2 separate regions of the Homo sapiens genome follow, and region 2 is linked to region 1. The links are chromatin contacts, found by Hi-C or POLR2A ChIA-PET in ENCODE. All regions are on one chromosome and are shown on one strand. The core of a region is the stretch at or near the end of the contact, and the rest is flanking DNA. Distances in the headings are between cores, read along the strand shown. Region 1 holds the start of SPEN-AS1 (SPEN antisense RNA 1). Region 2 holds the start of NBPF1 (NBPF member 1).

What was found. A loop is a pair of places that touch in the nucleus more often than their neighbours do. ChIA-PET counts read pairs that join two places held with the same protein, here RNA polymerase II (POLR2A). Pooled maps may share reads with other maps.
Region 2: a loop to region 1 is called in a pooled map, with 2.8 times the contacts of the local background. The contact joins the promoter of NBPF1 here to the promoter of SPEN-AS1 in region 1. A Hi-C loop is called at or near these places in 3 of 50 pooled maps. POLR2A ChIA-PET finds 5 or more read pairs at or near these places in 2 of 52 experiments (HepG2 and OCI-LY7).

What each region holds. Positions count from the first base shown.
Region 1 is chr1:15,844,745-15,850,554 of GRCh38, forward strand. SPEN-AS1 (SPEN antisense RNA 1) reads right to left here and starts at 3,403. Exons shown (of 2, transcript NR_024279.1): 1 at 3,364-3,403. SPEN (spen family transcriptional repressor) reads left to right here and starts at 2,963. Exons shown (of 15, transcript NM_015001.3): 1 at 2,963-3,406. The coding sequence starts at 3,324. RefSeq lists enhancers at 114-213, 2,093-2,605, 2,606-3,117, 4,541-5,135 and silencers at 2,700-3,269, 3,450-3,869.
Region 2 is chr1:16,611,481-16,617,290 of GRCh38, forward strand. NBPF1 (NBPF member 1) reads right to left here and starts at 2,084. Exons shown (of 18, transcript NM_001405701.2): 1 at 1,858-2,084. RefSeq lists an enhancer at 1,928-2,885.

The DNA.
Region 1 (5,810 bases), core at 2,153-4,652:
GCCAGGTTTCACCACGTTGGCCAGGCTGGTCTTGATCCCCTGGCCTTAGGTGATCCGTCCATCTCAGCCTCCCAAAGTGCTGGGATTATAGGCGTGAGCCACCGCACCCGGCTCTTTTTTTTTTTTTTTTAAAATCATGATTTTAACAGAAGCCTCCATTCAAGGCGAGACATGCCTTTTATTTCTCTAATTGCGAGACACTTTTCTGAATCCTCTTGTCAGTTGCACCTTTTAATACAATTGAGGTGACACTGTTCTTCATGGTGACACTGGTCTTTCCCAAGAGGTTTCAGCTAATTCAGTCTATCAGATTTTACATCAGATTTTAAAATTTGCTTCAAACTTGGGTGCTTGTATTCAAATTCATGCTTCATAGAAAAATGCATATCAGTTCAACAGTTGACTAACTGCAGCCACGTTCACAGTACTGAATAGTTCATGAGTTTCGTTAGTAGGGTGTTAGCTTGACTTTCCTTATGTGATAATTGTGACAGAGAAATGGCCAGATGTAAATAGCCAATTTTACTTTTTTTTTTCTTTTTTTAAGAGAGGGGTTTCTCCTATGTTGCTGAGGCTGGAGTGCTGGGGCTTTTCAAGGCACAATCATAGTGCACTACAGCTTGGAACTCCTGGACTCAGATGATGCTTCTGCCTTAGCCTCTCCAGTAGCTGAGACTACAAAGAAACAATTTAGTTATGCATAGGTGACCTGAGATATTAGTGCCATTGGTTTTGGTGACAATATTTTCGAATTCAAATAGTGTCGTTTGTAAGTTAGTTTGTATTTAAGGAGATAATCGATGAGGCCAAGTATTTAAAATTGGCTGGGCTGGTGGTTCATGCCTGTAATACCAGCACTTTGGAAGGCTGAGGTGGGCAGATCACCAGGTCAAGAGATCGAAACCATCCTGGATAGCATGGTGAAACCCCGCCTCTACTAAACGTAAAAAAATTACCTGGGCGTGGTGGTTTGCGCCTGTAGTCCCAGCTACTTGGGAGGCTGAGGCAGGAGAATTGCTTGAACCCGGGAGACGGAGGATGCAGTAAGCAGAGATGGTACCACTTCACTCCAGCCTGGTGACAGAGTGAGACTGCGTCTCCAAAAAAAAAAAAAAAAAAAAAAAAAAAATCTGGCTTGCACCTGAAGCAGCACACCTCTGGTATTTCTGTGTATTTTTATTATAAATAATTTTATTTTTCTCTCGATATAGTTACCTTAATTTTATGGGTTTTCCTTGAATTTCTGTAAATTGGCCTTTATATAAAAGTTCAACTGGCCGGGCATGGTGGCTCACGCCTGTAATCCCAGCACTTTGGGAGGCCAAGGTGGGCAGATCACCTGAGGTCAGGAGTTCAAGACCAGCCTGGCCAACATGGTGAAACCCCGTCTTTACTAAGAATACAAAAAACTAGCCTGGTGTGGTGGTGCGCGCCTGTAATTCCAGCTACTCGGAAGGCTGACGCAGGAGAATCGCTTGAACCTGGGAGGCGGAGGTTGCAGTGAGCTGAGACAGCGCCATTGTGCCCCAGCTTGGCTAACAAGAGTGAAACTTGGTCTCAGGAAAAAAAAAAAAAAAGAGGCTGGGCGTGGTGGCTCAAGCCTGTAATCCCAGCACTTTGGGAGGCTTGAGGCGGGTGGATTACCTGAGGTTGTGAGTTCGAGGCCAGCTTGACCAACACAGAGAAACTGTCTCTACTAAAAATACAAAAATTAGCCGGGCATGGTGGCGCATGCCTGTAATCCCAGCTACTCAGGAGGCTGAAGCAGGAGAATCGCTTGAACCCAGGAGACAGAGGTTGCAGTAAGCCGAGAACACACCATTGCACTCCAGCCTGGGCAACAAAAGCAAAACTCCGTCTCAAAGGAAAAAAAAAAAAAAAGAAAGTTCAACTGTAGGTTTCAAAAGCTCTTAGGCCTGGAAAGGCCAGAGGTCTAATTCCTTTCTCTGTTTAAATATTAAATTATGGTCTGAGGGGAACAATATTGGATTCCTGTCTCATTTCCGTTTTATTCCTTCTATACCACAGCGATCAGCAAGGGTATCTTGCAAACGGTTTCGCAAGATTCTATATAAAAAAGTTGCTTAGGCCAGGTGCAGTGACTCCCGCCTGTACTCCCAGTACTTTAGGAGGCCGAGGCGGGCGGATCACCTGAGGTCAGGAGTTCAAGACCAGCCTGGCCTACATGGTGAAACCCTGTCTCTAATAAAAATACAAAAATTAGCCAGGTGTGGTTGCGGGTGCTTGTAATCCCAGCTACTTGGGAGGCTGAGGCAGGAGAATCGCTTGAGTCTGGGAGGCGGAGATTGCAGTGAGCCGAGACCGTGCCACTGCACTCCAGCAGCCTGGGCAACAGAGCGAGACCCCGTATTAAAAAAAAAAAAGTTGCTTCATGTTACAAGCCAGTGACTCTTGGATGGGATGCGTTTCTGAAGCCGTCGCTGTTCAGCAGAGCGGTGAGAAGGGCAACCTTTTTCTGATCGCTTTCCCAAGCAGGCAGGAATCTAAGTGTCCGGAAACGCCAGGAGCTGGCCGCCAGGTGAGCGGAGGACGAAGGGGTCCTGACTTCTAGGGGACAGGCCTTGGCAGCCGCTTTGACCCGTAGCCCTGTGGAAACCAATTGCATTTCTCTTCATATCTTCCACCAGGCCGGGGCCTGGGGTTGCCGCTGGAGGGGCTAAAGACCGCTCCTGCTTCCTCAGCCGCCCCTTGCCCGGCGCGGGAACCCGACCGAGAGCCCGCCAAGCAGCGGGACTCCACTAGCAGCTGCGCGCCTGCGCACCGGGGCCGAGCGCGCGAGCGTTCCTTCCCCGCCTGTAGTCCCTCACTTCGTCGCCCGGTCCGCGCGCCTGCGCGCCGGCTGGGAGGAACTCAGCTTCTCCGCCTTGGCAGGCGGGAGGACGCGCGCGCGCCCGCGGCGAGGGGGAGGCAGTGCGGCGGCGGGAGTCGGGCCGCGCGCGCCAGTGGGAAGCGTCCGGCTGCCACAGCGCCAGCTCCGTCGTAGTCGCTGCCGCCCGTGTCCCGCTCGCCCCTCCTCCCGCTCCCCCGCCCGCCCCTGCCCGGGCGCATGCGCTGCCGGAGCGCGAGGGTCGGCTTCGGGTGTGTGGTGGCGGCAGAGCTGAGCTGCGAGGCCCGAGAGTCAGAACCTGGGGGAGAGGGATGGTCTCTGCACGGGGGGGAGCCGGAGGAGCCGCCGCCGCTGCCGACGCCACCGCCGCAGCCGCCGCCGCCGCCGCCCCGGCACCCGCCTCCCGGCGCTGACGGTCTCGTACGAAGCCGGCGAGGGGGAGCCAGCAGCGGCGGTCGCCGGCACGCCGCCCAGCATGGTCCGGGAAACCAGGCATCTCTGGGTGGGCAACTTACCCGAGAACGTGCGGGAAGAGAAGATCATCGAGCATTTCAAACGGTGAGTGACACGAGGCCCGCGGCCGCGCTCGCTCCTCGGGCGCCGCTTCCCGCCCCGGCCCGTTGCCGGCCCCTCCCGGAGCGCGGAGCTGGTGAGGAGGACTCCGGCCCGGACCCACGGGCGCTGTGGGACCTCGTCAGCCGCTCGGCCCGCGTCGCGGCGTTGGGCCTCGGGTGTCGGCGGTGCGGGCGGCCAAGCCGCGCCGCCTTCGAAGAGCCCGCGGGGCCCCGGCGGCCGCGTCCGTGACGAGGGAGGTGACCGAGGCTCGGCCTCCACGCAGCCGGCGCCCCGGGGCTGCCCTCGCGTCAGCCCGGGAGTCGGTGGGAGATGCGCTGGGCGGCGGGGTCGCGTCCTTGCGCGCAGTGCCCGGCCCGGAGCAGCCGGGACCCGAGCCCGCCCGACAGCCGGGTCCGGCGCCGCCACTCCAAGCTGCTCTGCGGGCGCTCGGCAATGTCTGACTTCGGGAGGGTTCCGTGCGAAGGGAAAGGCGGTGCGAAAACAGAAGTCGCAGTAGGTACTGTGGTCGCGTCGCGGACCCGGAGAGACCATCTAGGACCTCTCCGGAGGATTTGCAGCCTTGAAACTCACTGGGAATGGCAAACGTTTCTCGTTTTTGCGGGGCTGGGTGGAGAGTGGTGTGAAATAAGTTGGTGCGCCCGTTTGGGCTTCCTCGTCCCCGGCGGAGGAGACCGCGTCTGACAGGAGGTTGCTAGCCCCGGCGCCCGTAGCCTCGGGTCGCACTCCCAGGCCGCCCTAAGACCCTGGTGCCCCCCACCCCTGAATTCCCGAATCAAACGGTAAAACATTCCAAACCTTTTACGATGAGAAGATGTAGCTTAAAAAAAAAACCTCCCCTGAATATTTTTGTGAATTATAAGAATAAATGTTGTCGTTGATACATCTTATTGAGTAGCGTGTAGTGCGTTTTCTTTGTGAAATGCCTGTGTACCGTAACAGATAGGCCTCCGCATAAAACACTTATTAAAATGACGATTGGCTTGGACTTGGTGCAGATTCAGAGGGACCATAGCAAATCTGTGGTTGTCCTCGAAAATGACAGTTTATTCCGATATTTAAGACCCTGGAAGGTTTTAAGTTTGGCTTTTAATTTCCCTTACTATGTAGTGAGTGAAGGAAATTATGGAGCGTCCTCATTAATGAGTCACCATGGGAAAAATAGATTGCGTCGCTCGCTTTGAGCCGCTTGGATAAGGAAATGGAAGCAGCGGCGGCGGAGCTCCTGTCTTTTAAATGGAGGATCATTGATTGTGTTGGTGGTTGCTGTTACTGGGGCATTAAACCCTCGCCGCTGGAGCGCGCGTCTGCGCGTGTCCGCGTGTGAAAAGGAGCCGGGAATCGTGGGGCCATTCATAACCTGCTTGAGCTGTCCTCGGCAGGCCGGGGGGAGGTGCGCGCTTCCAGGGACTCTCCCGGTGTTTACTACGTCGTGCCTGAGAAACCAGGCGGGGGCGGGGGGAGGCAGGGAGCAAAAATTCACCTCTGTGCCCTAGGATGAAGGGGAGACCACGGGCTGGATTGGGAAGCAGATGGGAACTTTCTCTTCCTGGCGCTGCTCCACCCCTTACCCGCCCCCCACCTCCTGGCTTCTCCTCGAGTATCGTCAGTGTTTTGATGGAAAAATCATTTAGGTGTACATTATTGGAGTGGAAAAACCACTTAGATGTGCTCACTTTAATCCCCTGTGGACTTTCTCTGTAGGTCTCTGCCTGGGAAATTCGTATGCACCGATGTACAAGCACGTGCATTGCAGCATTCGCTCGCTCCTCAGTGTTATGTGCCTAGACGTGTCATTTCTCATTATGCAGATTCCAGAGACATTGCATGCTTATGGCTGGGAGTTTGGCCCCTCTGCAAGATGAGGGGGCAGAGAGAAGAAAGAGGAAATCGTCCCAGGCAGCTTTGGAAGGGTTCTTAGTGGACGGTGCTGCGGTCTGGCTTGTGTGAATGACTTTCTAAAATGGCGGCCAGGACCCACTTTATGTGGGAATCAGCAGAGCCGATCTCAGAATGCACAGAGGGAGGAGGGGGCGGAGGATTCGAGCTGCCTTGGAAAGCGGCAGTCTGGAGGAACATTACTGTATTAAAAACGGCTTAGCTGGCAGTTTGCTCACGACTGCATTCAAAGGAGTATCTTACCTATTGCAGAGTAAAAGCAGATGCTACTGATAAAAGCAGGTTATTTTAAAACTAAGCAGATCATGTGTCCCTGAAATTCTTTTATTTTAAAGGTTTTTTTTTTTCATTTTTAAACAAATCTATTTAGTTGTTTAAATAGACAGTACATTTTTATGGGTTCAAAGCATGTGAAAGGTATACAGAGAAAAATCTCCACCCCTGACCCTGGAATTCCCAGTTGCCACACTTCCTCCCCTCACCCCCCAAA
Region 2 (5,810 bases), core at 834-3,333, 770 kb after region 1:
AAAAGAAAAAAAAAAAAAGAGAATCTCCCTTCATGAAAAAACACCATAAAAGAGTGAAAACGCAAGCTACAGATTGAAAAAAGGGAAATGCAATACATATAAATCCTAGAAAGGAGGCATATCCAGAATAAAGTATTACAAATCAACAGGAAAACAAGCATATCAATGAAAACTGGATAAAAAGATTTAACAGGCACGTCACAAAAGAGGACATATAAATGGCAATAAAAGATACTCAATCTCAATGAAACCACACTGATATATTACTGCACCCCTACTAGAATGGCAAAATAATTTTTAACTGACAGGTATCAGCGAAGATGTGGGGTAACCAGCATATCCCTGCTAAATGGTACAACTACTTTGGGAAAATGTTCAACAATATGTAATACTAAAGTTTTATCATTCATATACCTCTAAAACCAACAATGCCACCCCTACAAATATACCCCAGACTAGTAATGTTCAATTTCTTGATCTGTGGTGGTTCACTTGGTAAAAATTCATTACTTTTTTTTTTTTTTTTTTGAGACAGGGTCTCACTCTGCCATCCAGGTCGGAGTGCACTGCCATGATCACGGCTCACTGCAATCTCAACCTCCCGGGCTCTGGTGATCCTCCCAACTCAGCCTACCGGGTAGCTGGGACTACAGGCACACGCCACCACACACAGCTAACTTCTGTATTTTTAGTAGAGAAAGGGTTTTGCCACATTGCCCAGGCTGGTCTGGAAATCCTGGGCTCAAGTGATCTACCCACCTTGGCGTCCCAAAGTGCTGGGATTACAGGTGTGATCACTGCGCCCGGGCCACCTGCACATGTAAAATTGTGAACTTCTGTATACTTCAGTAACTTTTCCAAGATTTCTTTGACGCAAAGTTCTCAGAAATCTTAAAGCTAGCATTTCAGAATAGAAAAAGTAGCTTCTGGTTCACTAGTGAAATTTTACCAATAGAATTTAAAAACAAAAAGCTACTAACGCATATCAGCTCAGAACACTACCAGCAGATCTTTTCTTTAACTTCCTGAAGCACTGGGATTCATTCTTTTGGCAAAGAAAGGATGAACAACACTGTAACCCAAAGAAAAGATACCACTGCCAGAAAAGACTTCTTTTCGAAAGCAGCTCTAAGCAAAAGATAGGAGGAAAACAAGGAAGCCAGGCCAAACGTCTTGGTTAACTCTCCGCTGAAAGGACGCCACATGAGATGATCTAAGAAGCCAGCCAGCCAGCCAGACGCAGGGAAATCACAGCAACTCTTTGGAGTGCAAACAGCAACCCCACAATCCAATCTACCCGAAATCCTGCGGTTCATTTGAGGCTTGCCCCGCTAGTCAGGAGGTGATTCAGTGATGGCTACAAATGCTGCTCATGTGCATCCTGGAGCTGGCACACCTGGCTTGCCCATCACCAGCCTGGAGACACCGCCAGGAGCAGAAGCCCGGAGGCCAGTAAAGACCCCAACTTTGCAAGTCAGGGGCGCGAGCGCGCTCGCCTCTCAGGTCCGCAGAGGGAACGGATTTCTGGCCTGGAGGGTGGGGTGCGGGGTCAGTGTCCTCTACAGGATATAGGAGGACGTGCCCCCGAAGCTGCTCCGTCCCTCCACCCCCTGGGATGCCACAGAACACCCGCCAGCGAGTTTCTTCCCCAGCGCCCACGAGAGTTGGGCTGCGGGCGGCAGCGGCAGGCGAAGAATCCAGCGCGGGGAACTCAGGCCCCGGCGGTGCACGACCCCCCACAGCCCCCACCCGCCCCCGCGCTCGCGCAACAAAACTTGCCACGGCCGCGCCTCGACCCAGCTGTGCGCCCGCGGGTCCCGGATTCACCGCCCGCCCAGCCTGGCGCGGCGCCCTCACCTCAGAAACGCTGGGTGGACTTCGCGTAACTTCCCATTCACAGGGCAGCCGGCAGCCGCGCCGCCGCGCCTCGGCCCAGCTCCTGGCGCCGCAGATCGCCCGTCCCGCGTTCCCAAAAGCACCGCGCTCGCTCAGAAGCTCGGGCAGCCTCGCGACCCTCACCTACGCCTCCCAGTACCGCCGCTGTCTCAACCGCCACCCAGCCCCTCGCCTGCGCCTGCGCCTGCAGCCCACTGGCTCCTCAGGATCCCGATGGGCGTGTCAGGATAACCCAAGGCGCAGGCGCGGCGGGGCCTTAAAGGGACCCGGCGGCCTCTTCTGCACAACGGGTTCGAGCAGGTTAGGGGCCGCGCAGGCGGAGGAAAGGAGTAACCCAGGGGAAGGACCGAGTGCAGCGGGGACGGGGAAATCCCTCTCTCCCCTCCGCCTGTCTTTCAAAGCACCAGCCCTCGACCCTCCAAATCGCTGGTTTCCCCGGCCACTTGAACAGCCCCTGCCAGGTTGAAGAGGCAGGAGACACACCCCCTCTGGGGCTGGAGCGACCCCGCGCTTAGGACTGCAGGCCTCGCGCTGCCGCACCGCCCCGAATCTGACTTCCAGGCACGGGCACGCGGTGCAGTCGGGCAGGCTTCAGAAGAGCCCCCAGCTCTCCCAGAGGTGGCCTTAGGTCACTCTCAAAAAGAATAACCAATGTGTCAATGGCACTTGTAGTTATTTTCTAATTTAAATTTATTAACAGATTTTGCAGATGGGCTTCCACTGAAATAAGCCTTTGAGAAAAAGAAAAACTTTTTTTTTCAACAGGATTAGAATACCAAGAAATAGGAAGTAAAGCCATGCCGTCCACCCAGCTAAAAACTTTGAAAACTTGATATTTTATCTAAGGCAAATGTTTGCATAACTTTAGGTCATGCCATTATTTAAAGTCAATTTCAGTTAACAATTTCATTGCAACTGAATCTATCTTGTATAAGAAAACTAAGATACATCCCTGATAATCTACCTCTCCCCTCCTATACTCCATCCGTCAGCAAATCCTACTGGTTTTTACCTTCCAAATTTTCCTTGAATCTGTCCTCTTCTATCTCCTCCGTCACCACCCTAGTCTAGGCTGCCTTCACCTGGGGAGTGAGGGTCGAGGGACTACTGACCTAGTCTTCTTGTGGTTTACCCATATCCCCTTTATCGCCTCTCTAATCTCAACACAACAGGCAGAGTGGCTTTTCCAAAATATAATGTGACCGTGTCACTTCCCAGCCTAAAGCACTTAAACACCTTCCCATTCTCTTAGACAAAACCTCCTAACTAACCAAGCCCCGAATGGCCAGGCGCCTTGCCCACTTCTTCATCTCTTCTCACTACTCAGACCAATTCTGTTCTGCTCTCTCTGCTCCAGCCAAACTGGCCTCTTTTATTCCCTATTTACCAGCTTCCTGGCCTCCACAGAGCTTTTGCTCATGCTTTGCTCTGTGCCTGGAAAGTTCTTCTAACCCCTATTCTTCTGAGAACAGCTGTAGTCTCCACCTCTGAAAAGCACCTTCTGACCTCCCTATGGTGGTCCCTTACTCCTATCACATTGCATGAAACTGTAATCGGGTGGTTATTTTGGTGAATTTTTTACTATCGGCTACGTAAGCCCAGGGTTTGGTTTTGTTTGCTTCATGATTTGTATTTCCACATTTGTTAAATACATATTTGTTCATAAATGAGAATGATGGATGCTAGAAGTTGAAGTAAATTTGGCATAAAGTCAGAGAAAGAGAAAATGTCACAATCTGACAGTTGGAGTCAGAATGTAGAAACTTCAGTTATATTAAAACTGATTTTATATCGTTTTAGGCTGAGTTGTCTTAGGATGCTTTGGGTAACCTTTAAAACTGAGTTCTCAAAGAGCCTTGTATAAACACCTGAATTAATAATGATAAGCCATGGGGTGGCCCACATAAAACTAATAACATTGGTTGCTTTAAGAGAGGAAGACTGAGCCAGGCACAGTGGCTCATACCTGTAATCCAAGCACTTTGGGAGGCCAAGGCCCGCAGATCATTTGAGCTCAGGAGTTTGAGACTAACCTGGGCAACTTGGTGAGACCCTGTCTCTACATAAAATACAAGCAAAATTAGCCAGGCGTGGTGGCGGGCACCTGTACTCCCAGCTATTTGGGAGGCTGAGGTGGGAGGATTGCTTGAGCTCAGGAGGTTGAGGCTGCAGTGAGCCATGATCATGCCACTGCATTCCAGCCTGGATGACAGAGCAAGATCTTGTCTCAAAGAGAGAGAGAGAGAGAGAGAGAAATGAAGACTGGTGACTGGTGGCTACTGGTGGGAAGGAGATTTTTACTAAATGCCCAAAAGGTTTAAAATTGTAACTTTTTTATTTCAAAGTCTGTGAAGATAAATGACACAAAAGAGCACATACCTTCCCATTTATTTGAAATTCTAGAAAGGGGAAAATTAATCTGTGGTGAAAAAATCATAGCAGTGGTTCCCTCTGGCAGGGGATTGACTGGGAAGTTACATGAGAGAAATTTCTGGGTGGTAAAAATGGTCTCTGTCTTGATAGGGATATGAGTTATATAAGTGTATTCATTTGTCAAAAAACATACAGTTAACATTTCAATGAATGTAAATTTTACCTTAAAAACTATACGAATAAATGCAAATTTAAAATCTGCTAGCTAACACCTAGTTGAGTACTCAGTGTCTATGGGCATTGGCCGAGGCTATACATACACGATTTTCTTTAGTCCTCATACCGTCCTCATGGGGTAGGTATTATTATCATAACCCCCTTGCATATGAAGAAGCCAAAATGCAGTAAATACCAAATAACTTGCCTCGATTTATACCCCTGGAAAATGCGGGAAGAGCTTTAAACACCATCAGTCAAATGCCAGAAGTTGTTAAACATTAGACTCTATAGCACTTCTCTGAAATTATAGTATTTTTGGTATATGTATATATATATATATATATATCATCTACTAGATCAAGAGCTTCACAATGATTGAAATCATAGTTTGTCTTTTTGTTTGAGGTTTATGTTTTTATTTTACTTCATTATTTTAAAGACTGAGTCTCGGCCGGGCACGGTGGCTCATGCCTGTAATCCCAACACTTTGGGAGGCCAAGGTGGGTGGATCACTTGAGGTCAGGAGTTCGAGACCAGCCTGGCCAACATGGTGAAACCCCATCTCTACTAAAAATACAAAATTAGCCAGGTGTGGTGGCACGTGCCTGTAATCCCAGTTACTCAGGAGGCTAAGGCAGGAGAATCGCTTGAACCTGGGAGGTGGAGGTTGCAGTGAGCCAAAATTGTGCCACTGCACTCCAGCCTGGCCGACAGAGTGAGACTCCATCTCAGAGAAAAAAAAAAAAAAGACTGAGTCTCACTATGCTGCCCAGGCTGGACTTGGACTCCTTCATTCAAGCCATCCTCCTGCCTAGGCTTCACCTGGGACTACAGGCCCAATATTTTTGTCTTAAGTTTCTAAGCAGTCCCAAGACTTTGCACAGTAGCTGTTCAATGTATTTTGAGTGAATGATTAAAAACAAGCTTGATGTCGATTTTATTGGTACAATTTATATTTACATATGTAATATTTATATGCTTTTATATATTTATGTGTGCATGTATATAATTGGTACTAACTTAGCACTGCTGTGCCTAAGTGCCTGAGATGCATCTCAAATGAATAGGCCTGAGGAGAGAAGCTTGTGTCATTAGCTCTGACCCTGCAGCACTAATCCTGGTTTACCCCTTTCTTTCAGTCTCCCTGAGCACAATTTATTTGCTGAAAGGCCACATCTCACTATGGAGTGAGGATCAAGAAGTAAAGGTCTGAAAGAGAGAAGCTGCGGGGCTGGGGAGACTGTTGGTCGGAGAGGCGTCGGGGGCCCAAGGAAAAGGGAGGATTGTGGGGAGGAATCGGCGTAGAGATGAGAGGAGCAGCA